3 separate regions of the Homo sapiens genome follow, and all the other regions are linked to region 2. A link is a loop called in an ENCODE intact Hi-C map of the cell type or tissue named here. Cell type or tissue: heart left ventricle. All regions are shown on one strand. Links, peaks and the distances in the headings refer to the core of each region. The heading gives the core; the rest is flanking DNA.

What was found. Hi-C counts contacts between places; a loop is a spot of excess contacts. Peaks named below come from ENCODE experiments on the same cell type or tissue, not always from the same donor. Only the 100,000 strongest peaks of a DNase experiment are listed, where the experiment ranks them.
Region 1: a loop joins it to region 2, with 4 times the contacts of the local background. A loop is called at or near these places in 6 of 110 quality-filtered maps.
Region 3: it touches region 2 in a loop (2.6-fold over the local background); 40 of 110 quality-filtered maps call a loop at or near these places.

Annotation. Positions count from the first base shown.
Region 1 is chr4:87,350,688-87,356,742 of GRCh38, forward strand. All of the region lies in intron 5 of HSD17B11 (hydroxysteroid 17-beta dehydrogenase 11), which reads right to left. Among named protein-coding and RNA genes, the nearest start is that of HSD17B13, 31 kb to the left of the region's middle. In heart left ventricle, for the core only: a CTCF peak has its summit at 3,003 (motif pointing right); no DNase peak of the experiment used is centred there; H3K27ac peaks cover 715 bases.
Region 2 is chr4:87,677,184-87,683,238 of GRCh38, forward strand. All of the region lies in intron 2 of DMP1-AS1 (DMP1 and DSPP antisense RNA 1), which reads right to left. Among named protein-coding and RNA genes, the nearest start is that of DMP1, 30 kb to the left of the region's middle. RefSeq lists enhancers at 2,334-2,628, 3,498-4,441. In heart left ventricle, for the core only: CTCF peaks have their summits at 2,437 (motif pointing right) and 2,638; DNase peaks (open chromatin) are centred at 839 and 2,478; H3K27ac peaks cover 2,191 bases.
Region 3 is chr4:87,963,539-87,969,593 of GRCh38, forward strand. All of the region lies in intron 1 of LOC124900730 (a long non-coding RNA gene), which reads right to left. Among named protein-coding and RNA genes, the nearest start is that of SPP1, 9.1 kb to the right of the region's middle. In heart left ventricle, for the core only: no CTCF peak of the experiment used is centred there; a DNase peak (open chromatin) is centred at 2,643.

The DNA of each region.
Region 1 (6,055 bases), core at 563-5,562, 330 kb before region 2:
TCTCGTTGATCTGTCTAATGTTGACAGTGGGGTGTTAAAGTCTCCCATTATTAATGTGTGGGAGTCTAAGTCTCTTTGTAGGTCACTGAGGACTTGCTTTATGAATCTGGGTGCTCCTGTATTGGGTGCATAAATATTTAGGATAGTTAGCTCCTCTTGTTGAATTGATCCCTTTACCATTATGTAATGGCCTTCTTTGTCTCTTTTGATCTTTGTTGGTTTAAAGTCTGTTTTATCAGAGACTAGGATTGCAACCCCTGCCTTTTTTTGTTTTCCATTGGCTTGGTAGATCTTCCTCCATCCTTTTATTTTGAGCCTATGTGTGTCTCTGCACGTGAGATGGGTTTCCTGAATACAGCACACTGATGGGTCTTGACTCTTTATCCAAATTGCCAGTCTGTGTCTTTTAATTGCAGAATTTAGTCCATTTATATTTAAAGTTAATATTGTTATGTGTGAATTTGATCCTGTCATTATGATGTTAGCTGGTGATTTTGCTCATTAGTTGATGCAGTTTCTTCCTAGTCTCGATGGTCTTTACATTTTGGCATGATTTTGCAGCGGCTGGTACCGGTTGTTCCTTTCCATGTTTAGCGCTTCCTTCAGGAGCTCTTTTAGGGCAGGCCTGGTGGTGACAAAATCTCTCAACATTTGCTTGTCTATAAAGTATTTTATTTCTCCTTCACTTATGAAGCTTAGTTTGGCTGGATATGAAATTCTGGGTTGAAAATTCTTTTCTTTAAGAATGTTGAATATTGGCCCCCACTCTCTTCTGGCTTGTAGGGTTTCTGCCGAGAGATCCGCTGTTAGTCTGATGGGCTTTCCTTTGAGGGTAACCCGACCTTTCTCTCTGGCTGCCCTTAACATTTTTTCCTTCATTTCAACTTTGGTGAATCTGACAATTATGTGTCTTGGAGTTGCTCTTCTCGAGGAGTATCTTTGTGGCGTTCTCTGTATTTCCTGAATCTGAACGTTGGCCTGCCTTGCTAGATTGGGGAAGTTCTCCTGGATAATATCCTGCAGAGTGTTTTCCAACTTGGTTCCATTCTCCACATCACTTTCAGGTACACCAATCAGACGTAGATTTGGTCTTTTCACATAGTCCCATATTTCTTGGAGGCTTTGCTCATTTCTTTTTATTCTTTTTTCTCTAAACTTCCCTTCTCGCTTCATTTCATTCATTTCATCTTCCATTGCTGATACCCTTTCTTCCAGTTGATCGCATCGGCTCCTGAGGCTTCTGCATTCTTCACGTAGTTCTCGAGCCTTGGTTTTCAGCTCCATCAGCTCCTTTAAGCACTTCTCTGTATTGGTTATTCTAGTTATACATTCTTCTAAATTTTTTTCAAAGTTTTCAACTTCTTTGCCTTTGGTTTGAATGTCCTCCCGTAGCTCAGAGTAATTTGATCGTCTGAAGCCTTCTTCTCTCAGCTCGTCAAAATCATTCTCCATCCAGCTTTGTTCTGTTGCTGGTGAGGAACTGCGTTCCTTTGGAGGAGGAGAGGCGCTCTGCGTTTTAGAGTTTCCAGTTTTTCTGTTCTGTTTTTCCCCCATCTTTGTGGTTTTATCTACTTTTGGTCTTTGATGATGGTGATGTACAGATGGGTTTTCGGTGTAGATGTCCTTTCTGGTTGTTAGTTTTCCTTCTAACAGACAGGACCCTCAGCTGCAGGTCTGTTGGAATACCCTGCCGTGTGAGGTGTCAGTGTGCCCCTGCTGGGGGGTGCCTCCCAGTTAGGCTGCTCGGGGGTCAGGAGTCAGGGACCCACTTGAGGAGGCAGTCTGCCCGTTCTCAGATCTCCAGCTGCGTGCTGGGAGAACCACTGCTCTCTTCAAAGCTGTCAGACAGGGACACTTAAGTCTGCAGAGGTTACTGCTGTCTTTTTGTTTGTCTGTGCCCTGCCCCCAGAGGTGGAGCCTACAGAGGCAGGCAGGCCTCCTTGAGCTGTGGTGGGCTCCACCCAGTTCGAGCTTCCCGGCTGCTTTGTTTACCTAAGCAAGCCTGGGCAATGGCGGGCGCCCCTCCCCCAGCCTCGTTGCCGCCTTGCAGTTTGATCTCAGACTGCTGTGCTAGCAATCAGCGAGATTCCGTGGGCGTAGGACCCTCCGAGCCAGGTGTGGGATATAGTCTCGTGGTGCGCCGTTTCTTAAGCCGGTCTGAAAAGCGCAATATTCGGGTGGGAGTGACCCGATTTTCCAGGTGCGTCCGTCACCCCTTTCTTTGACTCGGAAAGGGAACTCCCTGACCCCTTGCGCTTCCCAGGTGAGGCAATGCCTCGCCCTGCTTCGGCTCGCGCACGGTGCGCACACACACTGGCCTGCGCCCACTGTCTGGCACTCCCTAGTGAGATGAACCCGGTACCTCAGATGGAAATGCAGAAATCACCGTCTTCTGCGTCGCTCACGCTGGGAGCTGTAGACCGGAGCTGTTCCTATTCGGCCATCTTGGCTCCTCCCTCTAGTATTCTGGATTTTTAACAGCAAATCAGCAATAAGCATCCTCGGGCACACATATTTTCACTTTTGGATAATTATCTCCCTCAGGTAGATTCATAAAGGGGGATTACTGGGCCAAAGGGTATATAACTTGTAATTTAATTTCTCTAAACCTCAGATCTCTCTCATCTACTGAAGAGGGACTAATAACATCTCCCCAAAAGTATTGTTGTGAGGTTTAAGAAAATGACATTTTATTTGGTGTCTGAAATGTAAACAGGTATTTAACGAGGAACATGTTCTCTCTTCTAATTAGAAGTAATAAGTTTCTATATTAAAACCAACTTCATCTTTGGGGTCTACTTTAGTACCAGCTTAGCCTCAAAGAGGTTCATATGTCAGGACCAATCTTTAGGCCCTTCCTTAGCCAGGTTTATATTCAGCCTAGAATCATCTTAGCCTCTTTTCACACTTTTCCTCCAGAGTGCAAATCAGTGCAGCATTTCTGGAGAGGAGTTTGGCAATATGTAGGAATTAATGGCACTAGTAAGTTTTGTCAGGAGAGGGCGCTGGAGCCCACGTTAAGGTCAGCTCTGTGCGGCCTTGTAGGGGGGGCAAGGTTAAAAAATTCAATTATAACTTTTGAAAATAGGATGTCTGTTTTTAACTACTGAAAGACAGTATGACTTTAAAACTTGACTCAAATATGTTATTTTAGTATCCACATACTGAAAAAGAAATTGAGGAAACTGGCAAGTTTTATCTTCAACATCTGCTTTCAGTTTTAGTGAAGCTTATCCTCACTACTTTCATTCCTCAGATCCATTTCCCAACCTGAAAAACATATCTGTCCCTTCTCTTCTCTCTTCAGACTCCAATTAGGGTTCTCTTGTTTAATACTGATAAATTTAAACATTGACCTCTAAAATATACACTCTTACTTTTGTTTTCTAACAAAAATTGTGTATTAAAAATAGATTTTAAAGACTGTTTGATAGATTCTTGGGGGCTTGAGATCTTTGGACAGCTCCCAAATTTCTGTCTAACGTTGGCTTTCTGTTCTGCTTCCCTGTGGGATGACTTAAATTAAGTGTGTTTAAAATAGAACCTGGCGGCCGTGGATCAGCTGTCAAGAGTTCGAGACCAGCCTGACCAATATGATGAAACTCCGTCTCCACTAAAAAAATAATAATAATAATAAAATAGAACTGTTAGGCCAGGCATGGTGACTCATGCCTGTAATCCCAGCACTTTGAGAGGCTGAAGTTGGGAGAATGACTTGAGCCCAGGAGTTCAATTGAGTTCAAGGAGCCCTTGAGCCCAGCCTGTGCAACATAGGGAGACCCTGTCTCTACAAAAAATTTAGAAATTAGCCAGGTGTGGGGACACATGCCTGTATGGTCCCAGGGACTGGGGAGGCTGATGTGGGAGAATAGGTTGAGCCCAGGAGGTCAAGGCTGCAGCGAGCTGTGATTGTGCCACTGCATCCAGCCTGGGTGACAGAGCGAATCCTTGTCTCAAAAAAAATAAAAAAAATAAAAAAAGGAAAAAAATTAGAATCTTCAATTTTACCTTCAAATTAACCCTTCAAGTGGCCACACTGAATATTTTTCATTAATTTTAAATACATTTTCAACAAAGGCAGCTGAATTGGGGGAAATATGGGGAAGTTTGAGGGGGCAGAATAAAACTTAAAAATTGAATCTTGGCTGGATGCAATGACTCATGCTTATAATCTTGGCACTTTGGGAGGTGAGGTGGAGGTGGGAGAATTGCTCAAGGCCAATTTGAGACCAGCCTGGGCAAACAGCAAAATCCTGGCTCTCAAAAAAAAAAAAAAAAAAAAAAATTAGCTGGGCATGATGGCACACACACTGTAGTCCTACTCAGGAGGCTGAGGTGGAGGGTTGCTTGAGCCCAGTTCAAGGTTACAGTGAGCCATGATCACACCACTGCACTTCAGCCTAAATGAGACCCTGTCTGAAAAACAAAACAAAACCAAGCAAAATTGAATCTCATCATTACAATAAAATTGAGAATCCAAAAGTCTATCCAAGTAAGCATGTGAACTTATAATATGAATTTAATATCAGTGAGGAAAATGATGTATTATTTAATAAATAGTGCAGAAAACTCATTAACTATTTGGAAAAAACTATACTGTGACCTTACTTCTTAAATCAAAATAAATTTGGGTGGGGCAATGATTTAAATATGAAAAATGCAACCATAAAATATATGCTAGAAAAAATATGGGTAAATATTTTCAAAAACTTGGAATGAGAAAGACCTTTCTAAACACCTCACAGAACCTAAAGTCCATGAGAAAAAAATCCCTAAGAAAATTTTAATGTAAAACTAAATGAAAATAGGCTTAAAAGCAAACAAAAAACAACTGGGGAAAAAAAAAACATATGCAACAGATGTGATATATAAAGGGGTTTCTCAAATGTATGAAGAATTGTTTCTTATGTATTAATTAAAAATCTCTAGAGCTCAGCTGGGCATGGTGGCTCATGCCTGTAATCCCAGCACTTTGGGAGGCCAAGGTGGGCGGATCACTTGAGGCCTGGAGTTTGAGAACAGCCTGGCCAACGTGGCGAAACCCCATCTCTATTAAAAATACGGAAATTAGTTGGGCGTGGTCGTGCGTGCCTGTAATCTCAGATACTCGGGAGGCTGAGGCACAAGAGTCGCTTGAACCTGGGAGGTGGAGGTTGCAGTGAGCCGAGATTGCGCCACTGCACTCCAGCCTGGGCAACAGAGTGAAACCCTGTCTCAAAAAAAACAAAAAACAAACAAAGAAACAAACAAAAACAACTCTAGAGCTCAATAGCAAAAAGTGAGCTGATGCCATGAAAATAGGCAATTCATAAAAGGAAGTGCAATGTCCAAAAATCATATGCGAACATGAATGTAGCTAGTCATCAGGGTAAAAACAAAGATGATTCTTCGCGTACTGGATTGGCGGTGATTAAAAGAGTCACAGAAGGCAGACTGATGAAGAAGTAGAGAGTAAGTTGCTCTCCCTGCACTGTGGGTAGGAGTGCAAATCAGTGGAGCATTTCTGGAGAGGAGTTTGGCAATATGTAGGAATTTTTACAAGTTATATACCCTTTGGCCCAGTAATCCCCCTTTATGAATCTACCTGAGGGAGATAATTATCCAAAAGTGAAAATATGTGTGCCCGAGGATGCTTATTGCTGATTTGCTGTTAAAAATCCAGAACACTAAAAACAACCCTAAAATCATCACTAGGAGATGCTATTGCTCCCAATAATCAATACAATTTATTATAATGCTCTGTACTTTATTAGATGTCTGTAACATAATGCTGAGGGAAGTATGCAGTATACTTGCTGCTTCCAGGACCCCATGTGTAACATACGCCAGTTATAGAAAATTCAGAGAAGTCTAGAAGGATGTTTATCAAAATTTTGAGAGTGGTTTCCACTCAATAGAGGGTTTTAAGGAAATTAAAAAAGAAACTTTTCGATTTGTATTTTTCATTAACATTGGAATTTAAACAAATAAGTATGCATCATGTTTACAAAGACATTAAAGCTATTTCTAAAGAGAGAAAACATTAAAAATTATCTTCAAATTAATCCTTTATAAT
Region 2 (6,055 bases), core at 502-5,501:
AGTTCTCAGCCCTGGATGCACATCACCTGAGGAGCTTTTAAAGAATGTTATTGTCTTGGCTCCATCCTAGAGATTCTCATTTAACTGTTCTGAGATTAGGCCTCTGCAGTGGTACTTTTAAATTCTAAAGTGCAGTCAGCATTACTTCTGGAAACTTTTGGTCATTCTTGGGTCCCAGGCATATATCAATATTGGAGATAGAATGTTAAACAAACTCTCATCCATTTCTTATGATGGGTTAAATTTTTAGCTCAGTCACATAGACTCTCCTGCTTCTTCTTCCAACACATTAATAGGCCCAACATTTCAGTAACTGGCACTTGTAGCTTTGATCAGCTCACAGATAGTGACTAGCAAAGGTATAACCAGCCATCTGAAAAAAATGTAAGAATAGTTTTTGATAAACTGCACATCCCAAGGTCAATTATAATGTAATGTCTCTGAGTTTCACTCTCACTGGCTTTCCATTAGCATCTACCTCGTCATCAAAAGAAATCTCACCTAAGTGTGTGAATGGTTTCCCTCTGTCCTTGTACCACAATACAACAGATGGAAGAAATTACAGCAGGAAAAATAGCTACAGACCGGAGGTCTCATGGTCAGACACATGAAACAGAAAGTCTGGCCTTCTCTTTTCAGCACAGATCATAACTATTATTTTAAGCAACAAAATGCAAATGTAGAGTTTGCTCAGAGGCCTCGTTGTGTAACTGATATGAAAGAGACCGCTACCATCCTTTTATGCAACACAAGCTATCCTTTATAAATTGTAGGTCTAGCAGATTGGCTGGAAGTCCCCCGTGGGGAGGAAGGAAGCACGCTGGAAGCTGGCCTGACTAGCGGAGGGAGGGTGGGGAGTCTGAATGGGTCATGGTCATTGGGCTCACATCCACTCCCACCCCAAGTAGAACTTCAACCCTCCCTCATCTCCTTCCCGGGTTAGGTGTTTCCCCTCTTAAATCATGCTTCCCCTCCAATCCCAGGAAATATCAAAAGAGAGTAATACATAGGGAATTTACATAGATGCAGAAAGGACGAGCTTTGCTATGTTTTAAAATGAAGACAATATCAGTAAGAGAAAGTTTTTGTTTGTCTTTTAGATATTTCACTCTGAGGATGGACCTCAAAGGATCACTGTCCTTTGTCTTTCCCTATGCAGGACTTAAGGGATGTGAATTACTCTCCCCACTTTTCTCTCCTCTAGCTTCACCAAGGGGTAAATTTGATGGAACCAAATGACCCTGAGGGATAAGAAAGGAGTAAAATAAGAAGGCATGAAAGGAGAGAAGAGAAGAAAGAGGAAGACACAGAAGGGAGACCAGAGACATCCTTATGTCCATGGGAACTGGATACCACGTGGATTAATAATTGTCTGAGTGCCAAAGTAAAGAACTGTTTTCACTGTCCTCTGGAGATTGTATATGTGCTTGATGCTGCAATGTTACGATTTTCTATCTGGGAGTGGACTGTACCTTCCCGACTTTTCAAATGCAGTATTAAGGACAGTAGTGAACACAGGGAGAGGTTCAACAGCAAGCCTGAAGGTTTATGGCAAATTGAAATCTAATCCACATGAGGTCAGTGGCCTAGAGAAGATTCTATAGAAGGAAGTGGGACAGGGTGCTTCAGACCTTGGCCAAAACTAGATTAATATGGTTAGGATTATGACACATGGCAAAGGTACCATAAGGAACATGCAAATGCTTTAACATGAAGAGTTCCATAAGGAGAAACACAGCTTGACTTCCTGGGGCCCCATTCCATAAGCATGCATATTTTTCCACAGTTGCAATATTACAGCAATTTTATTTTCCTCATTTAACTTACATATTCTTAGATTTTTACAGTTTTCAAGGTATCATACATTACTTAATTACTTGTCCATCTTTCTTCTCTTTTTTTTTGGTATTAGTAACGAAGCAATGAACAACTTTAGGCAAATATAATTTTGCTACTTAAAACCCTAGATTGCCTCTTGTAAATTGACTAAAGAAAAGAGCATCCATTACCAAGAGTAACACTGAACAACTTTTCCCTCTAGCAAGATGCCTTTTAATTTAATTACATTTATTCTTCCACCCAGTTTGAATGGAGAATCACAAAATCATATGTGCCTTAACCCCCATCTATCGCAAAACACATAGGCTATAGTTTCTTGATTTAATGCTGGTGATTTAATGGCACCAATTGAGCGTTAAAATGTAAATTACTCAAAGACAACAGCAATTCCTAAATTGCAGCCTTTCCAGAGTTCAAGTCTAAGAGTTATAATTTAACAATACCGTTATGACATAAACTATAAAAATTATCATTAAACACAACTGGAACTTGTTTATATTTCTCTTAAAAAAAACAGGGTTTTTAAATATACCTTTAAACCCTGAAATCCAAGAATATTTGAATAAAGATAATCCAATTCTGTAATTTTTCTAACTCCCAGCAGGTGGCGATGTTGCTCGCTGGTGTGGTCTCTGAGGGGCTAGAAGTCTCATTGAGAGCACAGGCGGATGGTCAACCTCGGACAAGATGAAACATGGGCAGTTCTTGCATAAGAGAGATGCAGTCTTTTGTTAACCACTAAAAACTTCTAAAACTATTTATTAAACTGAGTTAGCTTCACTTTGTAAAACTAACTTTTCCCCTACGTCGCCCCCTCCCTACAACTGCGCATAGATTCCCTTTGATTATTCAAAAAGTTTAATTCATTAATCTGAAAGTTAAGAGCTTTCACCCACTGATTCCAATTTATCTGTCTGTCAGTGGTGAAAGAGTTAAGAACATGACGTCACAATATGCTGCTCTGGAATACTGATTATTTGGAGTTGAAGGCACTTGGAAAACAGCAGGTGCAAGAAGGTCACGCTGACTTTCCTTCTGTTTCTTAACAGCAGGCGATGGAAGTCCCATGTGAAAGATGTCCTTCTTATTCCAGAGGGAAAGTTCCATTCTAATCAGCAGGGGGAAGCTGAAGCTTAGGGGAATCTGTGCAAACAAACCTTATTAAATTAACCCTTATCTTCCTAGTCACATATCCGCTTACTTAACTCCCCTAGCCCAAACCCCTTGGCCTTGTCACATTTTCACAATTTACTGCTCTTTGTCCAATTCACTATCTAAATCTTCAACTGTAACTGCATCTTGGGGTCTTCATTTTTTATGAGGGCTCTTGCGCCATGCAAAACTTGTATTAAAGAAATGTGTATACTTTTCTCCAAGTAGTCTGTCTTACACCAATTTCAGTCTCAGGCGCAGCCAAAAATCTCTAAGTGAGTAGGGGTAAATTTGGCCTCTCCTGCAGTGGCATAGAGGATGGATACAAATAGGGAACGACAGGAAGCAGGGAGAACAATTAGGAGATTCCCGCAGTGTTTTAGTTAGAGCTATTTAAATTACTGAAATTTAAAAAGGAGTTCATTATAAAGAATTGGAATGCAGCAGGCCCGAGGAATAATATCAACAGGAAAGGTGACCACTATCAGACCTCTGCCTCTAATTTCTGTCTTTGCTCTTATCTATGTATTTGTTTCCTTCTCTCTCTTGAAGACAGGCACTTTCTCTCTCTCTTTCTATTTTTTTAGACGGAGTTTCGCTCTTGTTGCCCAGGCTGGAGTGCAGTGGCACAATCTCGGCTCACTCCCACCCCACCTCCCGGGTTCAAACGATTCTCCTGCCTCAGCCTCTTGAGTAGCTGGAATTACAGGCATGTGCCACCACATCTGGCTAATTTTTCTGAATTTTTAGTAGAGACGGGGTTTCTCCATGTTGATCAGGCTGGTCTCGAACTCCCAACCTCAAGTGATCTGCCTGCCTCGGCCTCCCAAAGTGCTGGGATTACAGGCATGAGCCACTGCACTCGGCCTCTTTTTTTGGTACACACGGGGAGAATATGACCATCAACCCAGATTCTACATTTTCCATCATCACAGAAACGGATTATTTTGTTAGTCTTAGGGAAGGATTTTGATTAGCCTAATTCGGACTGATCATTTGTGACCAGTGGAATACGATCAAGTTGTTCAAAATGGTTGTGTCCTAACCATGCAGATGGGAGAAGCAGGTCAGTTCCTGGAAGATGAGGCTGGGATTGCAAAGACTTGACAATGTGCCCCGTACATATTGAGGCCTAGATGTGAAGTAATGCTGTACTGTGCCACGGTGATGTTGAAGGAACAATAAAAAGAGGACATACATAGGAGACATTTGGGGGAAAGAATTTGTACAACATGGAGAATGATTAGATAAAAGGTGAAAGAAAGCATCAAAGAACTCCAAATACTATAAATCAAAACAAGAAAAGGGAAAAGGTGGAACCATGAGGGGATGACATGAATGCAATCGAGTGATTTGAAGATGCAGATGGTTTTGAACTGGCTTAGAACGTCCACCAGGATTTTTGTGGCAGATCGTAATATAGGTCAAGAAGGATTTAAATTTAGTTCTTATATTCTCAAATTAATAACTCAATGAATTGCTTTAAGTTTTGAAAATTTACTTTCATAAGAGTCAGATCTGAACTGGCTTCTCTATTTCGGCAGAAGCACCATCATGAATCTCAGAACCTTTAAAAAGACACCCAAGAGTAGCAATTTTCTTTCTGAGAGTACGGATTCTATTTCTGACATGTAATTTTCCTTATACCCAACACCAAAAATGGGGACTTGAATCATAAACATATTTAACACTCAGAGGAGACATTAGTAGGATCCTTTTAAATATTGAAAACATAATGAAATCAGGATCCCAGTCCAAATAATGTGCCTTTTCTTAAAAGGCAAAAACAGTGTGGGAGACTAAATCCAGGAGTTCTTGATTCAAGTCTAATTTGGGCTCCATTTAACTAGGACCTCTGTATTATTTTTATTTGATTAAAGAAATGTTATCCATATTACTCAGACTAGACAACCAATAAGAAATAGAAAAGGATTATAACTAGACGGAATGTATAGGTACACTACATGCTCTTTTTACTCTTCTAAAATCCAGAGGATTGATGATATTGTCACTGTTGCATTAAAACATCTGTGATTTGGGAGAACAAAGGCAAATTTTGACTAGCCTAATTTGGGTGGATCATCTGCGACCAGTGGAATGTGATCAAGTTGTTCAAAATGGATGTGTCCTAACCATGCAGATGGGAGAAGCAGGTTGGTTTCTGGGAGATAAAGCTGGGGCTGCACAGACCTGATATTGTGCCTGGTAATTATTGAGGCCTAGACATGAGGTAATGCTGTCCTGTGCCATGGAACCTAAAGAACTTAATCCAATGCCCTATCCCACTAGATAGGCACTGAGCTATCTTGGGCAGCTGACTTGCTTCTATATCACAATTTGCTATTTCACAGTCTAAAATCAGTATCTACACTGAGGAATCTTGGCTGATCTGTGGCAAAGGCTACTCATTTACCTATTCCTTAAACACTGAGTTTATTTAGTGCTCATTTAAAGCAAGTTTGGGGAGGGCTTGTCTCCTTCATGCCTCCACTCCTTTTGTTCAAAATCCTTTTCTTTTTCTCCTTCACTTTTTCATTCCTCTGGGTTGTCTTGTATCCTAGTCTGCTCCCATACAGGTGAAATTACTGACTTATATCCTGATCAATTTCCCCACTTTTCCTTTAAACTTCTCTTCCACCTCCTACTCAATTCTTGCCCATTCTATACAATGTATTTATTTTGTTATTGTCATGGTAAATACTCAGGGACAGGGAAAGTTTTAGTTATTTGAAGGGGACTGTGTACTTGAGAAACAGAAGTGTAAAATCTGTGAGTGTATTAGTCATCTGTTGCTGTGTAACAAATTATCCCAAAACTTAGTGGTTTACAAAAAAAAAATTTTATTATCTCACAGTTCCTATGGGTCAGGAACCTGGCCTTGGCTTAGCTGGGTCCCCTGCTTTAGGGCCTTTCATAGGCTGCAATCAAGGTGTCAACTGGGTCTACAGTCATCTCAGGTCTCAACCGGGGAAGCATCTGCTTCCAAGCTCACTCATATGGTTGTTAGTTGGATTCTGTTCCTCCCACCGAAGGCCACAGTTCCTTGCTGGCTGTTGGCTGGAGG
Region 3 (6,055 bases), core at 634-5,633, 290 kb after region 2:
CTTTCTTTTAGAATTCTTTCTGAATTCTTAGCTTTCTTTTAGTAAATTCCTCAACTGTTTACTCTATACTTTTATGTTTCATAAATTTTTGTTAAAAAAAAAAAACACTCAAATCCTGTGTGTGAAAGAAAGATCTACACACAACCATGTACCCGCTCAAACCTGGTACTATAGGATAAAAGTTTAATTGATCTTATTTCCTAATCCTAATCTGCCTGTCCACCTGGTTAACACTCAGGCTAGAAGATAGGACCACAAAAAATAAGTCAGCTGCCAATTTTATAAAACTGCTGTGGAAGTAAAACATGTTTTAGAAAAATAGATTTACTGTATGTAGGATTTCTATCCTTCTTAAAAAGTAAAATTTTTATACTCATTTATATTCTAGTCAGCGATTACAAAATGTTTGTAATCTTTGTAATCATCATCTTTATAATCTTTGTAATGAAACTCTGTCACCCTTTTCCTTCTAAATTCAGAATAACATCATCTCTACGATAAACCGGGTTCCTAAGAGACCAAGCTTGATGAAACAACATGTATGTTTTCAATCTTACTAGAGGTTAAGACACCACAATTTCACTTGTGTCTGAACCAACTCCTCGTAAACAAAAATAAAGCTGAAACCCCAGTCTGAGATGCTTTGGCACTGTCTAAAAACAGAAAAAGGCCACTTTACTGATCCCAGCCTCCACTTCCTCCCCAACCCAGACAAATGGGTGTACCCACTCTGCTGATATGTCACACATAACCTCTTTTGCTACTTCACTAAGAACTCTGGCTAACCCCTTAGCCCAGCTATGACCCACAGACCAAAAGACCACCAAAGGTTTAGGAATATCAGTGAAATAAATATACAGGAAAGGGTCAAAGCTTCAGCTCCCAACAATAAACAGTTTCTGACATAAGCTACTGTTTCCTTTAATTATGGTCATCTCCATATGAGGATGGTAGAGTGCTTTAAAATTCTTCAGGTTTCCTAGAATTTACCTCCCACACAATATTTGATCTGGTGAGAGGCAACTAAGACTAAAATTAATCTGTGAACACATCCTTACTAGTAAACGGAAGTCATTCAAAACCTTCAGAGAACATGACTTTAAGTTCTCAAATATAACTAGATGGGTTGATTTTAACTTGATCTCTTATTTATTTATTTATTTATTTATTTTCATAGAGACAGGGTTTTTGCCATGTTGACCAGGCTGGTCTTGAACTCCTAAGCACAAGCAATCAAAGTGCTGGGATTACAGACTTGAGGACCAAGCCTGGACAATTTAACTTGATCTCTAACTGCCACTGGCTACTTGTTAGAAGGTCAAAAAGCAAAAGGTATCCAAAAAACAGGTGGCCTAACTAAGAAGTAAAAGCAAATGATGCTGTGTGAACGATTCAGAAGTTGCGAGATGAATTTATCATTTAGTGGAAGGCAGCTGTAGCCTCTTTCTTCTCAGAAATAAGCCAACTTAACAATATTTAATTATGTGGTATAGGCAAGATAAAATTCAGGTTCCCAGATTCCCAACATGGGACACTATCCACTAAAACCTATACCACAGCTGATTCTCTTCTTGCAAAAGTGGGAAAAACAAAAACAGAGGATCAAGAGAAGCCCGCTATCCTAATCACTTATCTACTGATATTGCATACCATCTCCTTGTGGAAAAAATTAGTCACATACTTATTGTATAAAATAATCAACTTCAATTTTAACATATTAGTAACCTCGCATGAACTTATTCTGGCTTTTAGAAATGGGGGAGCAAAAATTAATAGAAAATAGATACATATAAAGTTATAGCACCATAACTTAAATTCCGTTTCATGAGTCTAGTGACCTGGAACACAGACGATAAAATCCAAAAGCTATGAACTGAGCAATATTATGCATATGGCATTGTGTTAATTAAGGTAACATCTGCTATCGTAACAGATGTCAGGCACTAAAGGCAATAGAAACTTATTTCTCATTCATACTGATGGCAACGGTGGGCCATCCGGAGCGGTTGCTGTCATCTTGCCAGCTGCAGCTGGGAGGCGCCAGCGGTGGTGGCAGGAGCGGCTGTGGGAGCAGTAGTGGCGGGTTGCGGGGGAGGGGGTACCCCTGTGCCCTATGTCCAATGTCTGGGAGGCAGCCGACTACGCCACCGGGACCCTAGCACTGCAGGGCAGGACCTATCCCCAGGCCCAGAGCCTCCGTAGCTCAGCCCCTGGCCCCGCGTTGCTGCTGTCACCCTCTGCTGCTGCAGGGAGGATGTGTGGAAGAGGCAGACAGTCCCCGAAGCCCACAGCCCTGGGGGCCACCACGATGGGGCCAGGCCAAGTCGCCCATGGGCAGGGGAGCAGCTGTCAGGCAGAGAGGGTCCCCAAGGCAGAACTGGGTCCAGGGCAGTGTGACGCTTGCACACAGAGCGTGGTGGCCGAGCCAAGGCGCTGACCTGGGGTGTGCTTCAGGGCCCCATGGCTGGAAGTGGGAGCAGTGCCCGCTTCAGGACCCAGCCAATTTTTGCAGTGACAGCACCCACCCCACCAAGCCAAGTTCCTGCACGTCAGGAGAAGGCTCTGCACAGGGCTGACTGGGGCTGTGTCCAGGGGTTCCGTCCCGCATTGAGGTGATCACCGGGCCTGACACTCTCAACTGCCAGGCCAGGCCCTGATCCACTCCCAAAGGGTCCCCCTCAGACAAGGCTGTGAGCTGGGTGGGCAAAAGCCCCGCCCTCCCAGGAGCAGGACCTGGGAGTCTGTGCAGTCTGCACCCTAGGGGGCCTGTCTGCTCCTGCTGCCTGGTCTCTCCCCACTCCTGGCACCCACTCCAATCTTGGAGTGGGGTTGGGGCCAAGCCGGAGAGCTGTCACAGCCCAGCTGGCTGTGCGCATGCTCCGGACAGCACTGACACACCAGCCCCCTGCCACCTCGGCCTCCTCCAGACTTTGGGCACTGATGAGTGTTGCGGGGAGGGAAGTGGAGGTGAGGATGAGGGCAGCTCAGTGCTGGCTTGCAAGTGCCCCTTTGTGCAAGCAGCCTGGGTGCCATGGACAGCCACAGGAGGCAGACCGGCTCCTGGGCAGAAGGGGGCAGGTCCAGGTGAGGCCCCATTTTCAGGCCAGGGAGAGCCTGAAGGCTGGGGGCCAGGCTGCCAGTCCCACAGACTGGAGCGGAGACTCGTGGTGTCTTTTCCAGGCCTGCCCATGGTTGCCCATGGACCAATTGGTGTGCACTTCTTCACCTCTGAGGTCCATAAATGCCCTGGGCTCAGCAACACCAGGGCAGAGGATGGAGAGATGAAGGGACAGCCAGCAGCAGAGAGGAGATACCCACTCTGCTGAGAACTGAACACTTTTCGGGATGACCTGCCTATATCTCTGATAGGAGCTGAACACTCGTCAGGACACCCTAGCTATGGAGAGGAGCTGCCCACTGTGAGTCTTCCCTGAGGTGTTCTGTTGCTCAATAAAACTCCTCTTCGTCTTCCTCACCCTCCACTTGTCTATGTACCTCATTCTTCCTGGTCACAGGACAAGAACTCAGGACTTGTGGAATGGTGATGCTAAAAGAGCTGTAACACAAACAGAGCTGAAATATGCCCCTTGCTCGTTTTGTTGGTGGGCAAAGAGGAGAGAAGAGCTGCAGCCCTTCAGGGAGCCTAGACCTGGGATCTCCCTGAGCTAGGGCTGTGACTCCCTTTTTGAGACCCTGTGGTCCCTGGTGTCTCTGAGCCTCTGGGCACCACCACATTCCCTAGTATGAGCCAGGACAGCTGCCTGTGGGGCGCTGGTCCAGCCACAGCCTTGAAGAGAGCTGGCGCCCATGTCGGCACCTGGAGCTTCCTGCCCCGCAGCAGCAGCTGGCGTGTCTGACTGCACAGTGGCCAGACTCTATGCTCATTCACACCCCATTGCCACTCCATGCCTGACTCGCGGCATCCCTTGGAGGCATGGGATCCAGGCCAGTAGCATGAGCTGAACACAGCCTGCCAGGCTGAGTGGGCAGAATGAGTCCAGTGGGCCAGAGGCAAAGGCACCACCGGCTGTATGTTTCTGGCCAAAAAAGCAACACTCCAAAGATCCTGTAACAATACGATATCTAATGCTAGGGTTCCAGATCAGCAGACAGCTCAAGTCATGTTCTCCCTGGGCTCTGCTATCCAAAATGCTTCAGTCCTCTTCATCTGGTGAAAGGGTAAGGAAGAAGACTATGGGGGAGGCACGCTTTTTGAAGTTTTTAGGCACTTCCGCCTGGAAGGGAAACACATCACTTTGTTTTACATTCCCTTAGCAAGAACTAGACATATGGCCACATCTAAATGCAAGGGAGGCTGAGAAATGTAGTTTCAGCTGGGCAGCTGCTTCCCAGCAACTACTCTGAAGACAACACATCTTTGGTGTACAGCCAACAGTACCTGCACAATTATTATGGTAGGTGCTACATAGAATTCAAATGTGGTAAGGCATAAGACCAACTATGAAACATGTCTTTCTGTAGAAATATGATACTTGTTAAAATACAATAAGCAATTTGTTCAAAGTTTAGAGAGTCAAGAAAACTAATATTTAAGATCATTGTATCTATTAAGAATGAAGCTAATGATATTAACCCATAATCAGTAGGTGTGTGTTTTGAACTGGTGATTCACAGCTGTTTGAGATTAGCAGAGACATACTGACACTCTCCCACACTGTATGGCTCATGACCATAGCATGGCGTTAGCTGGGTGGCATATGTGAAAAAATTAAGCTTTTGTTCTTCTTAGATTTGAACTTGTTAGAGGCAAGATTTTTGAAAATCCTTACAAAATTTCTCTCTTCGGTATCATTGGAACTTACAGCTTTTGTTGTATGGTTATTTGGGTTTTTGTTTTTGTTTTTTGTTTTTTTCTTTTCATTTTAACCAAGTTTGGTCAAATTTGGATGCTTATAATTTTGATTCACATCTTAGAAGTTAGTCTCTGGGGCCAGGCATGCGGGCTCGCGCTTTCAACCCCAAGACCACTTTGGGAGGCATTTTGGGAGCTGAGGCAGGAGGATCTTTGAGTCCAGGAGTTTGAGACCAGCCTGGGCAACATAGGGAGACCTCGTCTCTACAAAAATTTAAAAATCAGCCAGGTCTGGTGGTGCACACCTATAGTCTAAGCTACTGGGAAGGCTAAGGCAGGAAGAGCGCCTGAGCCTGGGAGGTCGAGGCTACAGTGAGCCGCGATCACACCACTGCACTCCAGCATGGGTGACTGAGCAAGATCTTGTCTCAAATAAATAAATAAATAAGTTTGTCTCTAAATATTAGCTCCTCAACTGAGCTGCATCTTAGCATCCTCTTGAAAGCTTTTCTTAACACTGATGTGTAGAACTAAACACTTCCTTCCCTGGAACCCTACTGGCCCTGTAAATATACACCTAATATTTATGCAAAGAGTAAATGCAATCAGGTAAACAGAAGTGACCGGCACATTAAATGGCTTCTATTATAGTTATGTGAAAAAATTGAGGTCATAATACCAAACTTATGTCATCGTTATGAATATTAGACAAAATGCATATTTTTAAATCTAGTACTTTACAGGTGTCCCATAAATATATATACAATTACCATTATTGTTGTTATTATTGTTGTTATTATTTTGAATATCTCTCCTTTTAAAAGGCAAAGACAGAAGTTTTGGGCTCACTCTTTGTTACTGTAGAAAAAGTAAATGTTAAGGGCATAATAATTACCAGAAAATTCCCTTGTTTCTTAGGGAAAAAACAAGCAGCAGAAATTGCGTTAAGCATGAAATGGCTGAAAAGAGGGCAAACTGATTCTGGATGACTCGTGAACAATATCATTAGATACAAAGTGAAATTAATAGGTTATCTAGACTAATAAAATCCACAGATGCTTGGAAATGAAGGAGATGTGAATGCGGGAAAGAAAAATCTAAAAACATCTCCAGATTATGGCGAAGCCCTATATGCCTGACCTGTTTGGCAATAAAACTACCCCCAAAAACCACAAGAGGCATTTTCCAGGAAAGAGGCAAGCCAATCTCTTCAGTCAGTTTCTCCTCAATCCCCTACTCTGG